Linked DNA regions of Homo sapiens: region 2 is linked to region 1. Evidence: read pairs that join two places in POLR2A ChIA-PET (ENCODE). Cell type or tissue: HepG2. All regions are shown on one strand.

Evidence for each region. ChIA-PET counts read pairs that join two places held together with the same protein. Peaks named below come from ENCODE experiments on the same cell type or tissue, not always from the same donor. Only the 100,000 strongest peaks of a DNase experiment are listed, where the experiment ranks them.
Region 2: POLR2A ChIA-PET joins it to region 1 with 5 read pairs; 5 of 35 experiments call an interaction of 5 or more read pairs at or near these places.

Annotation. Positions count from the first base shown.
Region 1 is chr19:38,762,611-38,765,110 of GRCh38, forward strand. No RefSeq gene overlaps it. Among named protein-coding and RNA genes, the nearest start is that of LGALS7, 9.7 kb to the right of the region's middle. In HepG2, no CTCF peak of the experiment used is centred here; a DNase peak (open chromatin) is centred at 1,441; H3K4me3 peaks cover 1,184 bases.
Region 2 is chr19:38,692,095-38,694,594 of GRCh38, forward strand. The region is part of intron 1 of ACTN4 (actinin alpha 4); the gene reads left to right. Among named protein-coding and RNA genes, the nearest start is that of ACTN4, 46 kb to the left of the region's middle. RefSeq lists enhancers at 1,625-2,216, 2,186-2,245. In HepG2, no CTCF peak of the experiment used is centred here; a DNase peak (open chromatin) is centred at 1,527.

The sequences.
Region 1 (2,500 bases):
GGGAAAAACACTAACATGGTACACAAATTTTAAAAAATCACAGGGGAATATTATGAACAGATTTAGGTCAACTAATTAGGCAATTTAAATGAAATGAACAAATCCCTAGAGAGACACAAATTACCAAAACTGACTCAAGAACAAAATAGAAACACAGATACAATTTTTGTACAAGTATCCATTGAAATGTATTGAAAAATGAAAATGACATAGAATAAACAAAACAATTTTGAGAAAGGAGAACAAAGTTGCAAGGCATATAATGTGACTTTAAGACTCACTATTCACTTTGGGAGGTCAAGGTGGGTGGATGGCTTGAGCCCAGGAATTCCAGACCAGCCTGGGCAACATGGCGAGACCATGTCTCTCCAAAAAATACAGAAATTAACTGGGTGTGGTGGCATGTGCCTGTAGTCCCAGCTACTTAGGAGGGTGAGCCCAGGAGGTTGAAACCACAGTGAACTGTGATCGCACCACTGCACTCCAGCTTGGGAAACAAAGTGAGAATCTGTCTCAAAAAAAAAAAAAAAGAAGAAGAAGAAGCCAGGCGCAGTGGCTCATGCTTGTAATGCCAGCACTTTGGGAGGCCGAGGTGGGCAGATCACCTGAGGTCAGGAGTTCGAGACCAGCCTGACCAACATGGTGAAATCCCATCTCTACTAAAACTACAAAAATTAGCTGGGCATGGTGGCAGGCACCTGTAATCCCAGCACTCAGGAGGCTGAGGCAGGAGAATTGCTTGAACTCAGGAGGCAGAGGTTGCAGTGAGCTGAGATTGTGCCATTGCACTCCAGCCTGGGTGACAGAGAGAGACTCCGTCTTTTTTAAAGGAAAAAAAAAAAAAAGGCCAGGCGCAGTGGCTCACGTCTGTAATCTCAGCACTTTGGGAGGCCGAGGCAGGTGGATCACAAGGTCAGGAGTTAAGAGACCAGCCTGGCTAACACGGTGAAACCCCGTCTCTACTAAACATACAAAAAAATTAGCCGGGCGTGGTGGTGGGTGCCTGTAGTCCCAGCTACTCTGGAGGCTGAGGCAGGAGAATGGCGTGAACCCAGGAGGCGGAGCTTGCAGTGAGCAGAGATCACGCCACTGCACTCCAGCCTGGGCGACAAAGTAAGACTCCGTCTCAAAAAAAAAAAAAAAAAAAAAGAGAGAAAGACTCACTATAAAGCTACAGTAATCAGGAATATGCTATCATGATAAGGATAGATATATAAATCAAGGAATCAGAAGAATGATTAAGTCCAGATTTAAAACAACAAAAATGGTCAATTAATTTTTAACAAAATTGCCAATATAATTCAATGAGGAGAAAAAACAGTCACTTCAACAAATGGTGCTGAAATAACTGGACATCTATAGAGTGAGAAAAGAACCTTGACCCTTAACTCATACCACACACAAAAATTAACTAAAAATAACTAAAAATTAACTAGAAATAATATATTAACTAATGAGACAAAAATTAACTAAAGTTAGGCCGAGTGCTGTGACTCACGCCTGTAATCCCAGCACTTTGGGAGACCAAGGCGGGTGGATCACCTGAAGTCAGGAATTCAAGAACAGCCTGGCCAACATGGTGAAACCCTGTCTCTACTAAAAATACAAAAATTAGCCGGGCGTGGTGGCGGGTGCCTGTAATCCCAGATACTCAGTAGACTGAGGCAGGAGAATCGCTTGAACCCGGGAGGTGGAGATTGCAGTGAGCCGAGATCACGCCATTGCACTCCAGCCTGGTTGAGAAGAGTGAATTTCCATCTCAAAAAAAAAAAAAATTAACTAAGGTTTAAAAACTAAACTTAAATGCTAAAACTATAAACCTTCTACAATAAAATGTAAAAAGAAATCTTTGTGACAAATGTTTCTCACGAAGATTTCTTAAGCAAAGATTTAAGTAGGTCACAAAAGCACACTACATAACAGAAAAAATAACTGATAAAATGAACGCCATCACGATTAGACTTTTGTTCTGAGGAAGACATCTTTAAGAAAATAAAAAGGCTCGGTCAGGCGTGGGGGCTCACCTCTGTAATCCCAGCAGTTTGAGAGGCCGAGGCGGGTGGATCACCTGAGGTCAGGAGTTCCAGACCAGCCTGGCCAACATGATGAAACCCCATCTCTACTAAAAATACAAAAATTAGCCAGGCATGGTGGCAGGTGCCTGTAATCCCAGCTACTTGGGAGGCTGAGGCAGGAGAATCACTTGAACCTGGGAGGAGGGGGTTGCAGTGAACTGAGATTGTGCCACTGCACGCCAGCCTGAGCGACAGAGACTCTGTCTCAAAAAATAAAATAAACTAAAAATAAAGAAAATGAAAAGGCTAGCCGGGCACGGTGGCTCACACCTGTAATCCCAGCACTTTGGGAGGCCAAGGTGGGTGGATCACCTGAGGTCAGGAGTTTGAGATCAGCCTGGCCAATGTGGTGACAACCCGTCTCTACTAAAAATACAAAAATTGGCTAGCGTGGTGGCGGGCGCCTGTAATCCCAGCTACTCTGG
Region 2 (2,500 bases), 71 kb before region 1:
CCAACTGCGAAGTCAGAGCTTTTTCATGCAGGCTGAGAAAACTCCGAATAAGGCAACTTCAGGCCAGGACATAAGACGCATTCCATATTTCACTGTAATTGCTTTCAAATTAGGTTATGTCGTCATGTAACAGGCACACACAGTGCACTTGCTTTGCCCCTGGCTGGGGTTGGGTCCTGGACAGGCTGCCCCGTGTGTCGCTGAACTGCCGCAGTGCTAGCCCTGATTGCCTGGGCAGTAGGGCTGTCTGCGTCCCACGTTGCTGCACCCATCTAATTTGTGGCTGTGTTATTGTGACCTGCTCGTTTTCTGTTCTTTCAACCTGCTTCCTGGCTTTTATCTCCTTCAGAATCTGGTGGCAGTGGATCTTCAAAAAGTGCTCAGGTGTGCAGTCTCACAGGCCAGAGGCTCCACGGGCCCCCTTGCCAGGGCGAGCATCTCTGCCTGTGCCGCTGGTAACCCAGATTCCAGAAGGCTTAGCCGTCTGGCCCTGAAAGCGCCTTTATAGTTGGTGATGAAGCCCATGGGCTGGGGAGCCGTTTCTGCTTTCAGGAACTGAAAAGATGCCCCAGTGGGGCTAGGCCTTGCCTGAGGTCTGGCAATAGCCTGCCAGATGGGTGATAAGAAGGCCTACCCAGGTGATAAGCCTACCCAGGAATAAATAGCTGTACCTCCCCTGTGTCCAAGCCCTGGACACCCTTCCCTAGGACCCATGGAAGCAGGAACCATGGGCAGCGTCAGAGGCCACAGCAGGCAAGGTGGAAGTTCAGGAGGTGGGACGGCGCCCTCCCCCTCAAAGCAACTGATGCCCCAGCGGAGCGACAAACCCTACACGGTATTTCAGAGCCAAGGTTTGAAAACTCCCAGGGTGCTAGGGAGCTCCGTCTGGCCTCCGGGTACCTGGGGTTGGGGCTGGCTGTGGCCAGTTGCAGTCAACCCTGAGCCTGGGCAAAATGCATGCAGGCTGGTCCTCCTGGGTGATATCCTGCTAGGCGGGTGGGCAGTGTACACGGCAGAAGAGGGTTGCGGCATGAGGCAGCAAACGTTTTTTTCTAAAATCTTGTCAAGCGTGGGGTCCGTGGAATCCACATGTGAGCATCAGCCTGGTGGGTGGGGAGAGTGAAGCCTGCGATCCAGTCTGGATCATGTGCTACACAGTGCAGAGCCGGCATGCTCACCCCTCCTGAGGGATCGCTCGAGCCTATTTCTAGGCCCAAAGCGACTTTGCAAGAGACTCCCTTTATTCTGGGCTTAGTGGAATTCCAGCTTCCAACAGCCATTTCCCTCCACCCCCTTCAGTTCTGAGAACATGTTTTGTAACAGGAAGGCAGGAAGAAAAGAGAAGGCGAGTTTGTTCAGCTGGGTCAGCCGCATCCCACCAAGGCCCTTTCTTCCCTCCAGCTCACCATCGCTCTGCCCACTGGAACCACTCGGTTGCCCTGTGTCTGCCGAATGTTTGTTTCTTAATCAGCGCCCCAGAGTAGAGAGGGCTTTGCCTCTTCGGGTTGAGGGAGGGAATCATTGATGAATGGCTCATTAAAGCCCACTGCTGCCACATTCCTGGGTGCTTAGGTCACCTCCTGAACAATATCCATCATTCATTCACCTACCGCCCCACATCCTGGCGGCTGGGAGGGGTCCCTGTGACGCAGGAAGGACTTTATGACCAGAGATGCTAGGTCTCCGTCTCCCTCCTGCAGCCCACAGTGACAAAGCAGAAACTGCTCTTGGGGCCCCCTGAAGCCCGCCTTAGCTGGGTCACCATGGGCCTTGGCACACGGAGGGGTGACAGTGGATCCCAACTCAACTGACAAGCTTGCCTTTCTCTGTTCTTCCACCCCCCTTCCCCGCACTCACACCCTGTGCTATTTTAGCAACCAGAGAAGCCTCTTTAATAGGCTGCCCGTGTGCAGGGGCAAGCTCTGAAGCCTCCTCTCTGTGGTTTGGTTCACATGTGTTCTCAAAGACAGATGAGTCCACATCCTTCCTTCCTCCCTAGATAGGTCAAGGGCTGGGTGCAGGCTGCCTTCACAGGAGGGCCAGGGACAGGCTGGGAGGAGCGGGGCCACCTTTTGCGAAGCGGGTGATCTGCTGGGGCGTTGCTCTGCCTGCCTGCCTTGTTCTCTGAGTTTACCTCTAGCTTGGGGACCAAGGGTGGGCTGGGGCCTTCTTTTTTTTTTTTTGAAACCGAGTCTTACTCTGTCTCCCAGGCTGGAGTGCAGTGGCGCGATCTTGGCTCACTGCAACCTCTACCTCCCAGGTTCAAGCGATTCTCCTGTCTCAGCTTCCCGAGTAGCTGGGTTTATAGGAGCCCGCCACCACGCCCAGGTAATTTTTGTATTTTTAGTAGAGACGAGGTTTCACCATGTTGGCCAGGCTGGTCTTGAACTCCTGACCTCAAGTGATCCGCCCGCCTCGGCCTCCCAAAGTGCTGGGATTACAGGTGCGAGCCACTGCGCCCGGCCCTGGCTGGGGGCTTCTTGACCTGACTCTGCTGTCT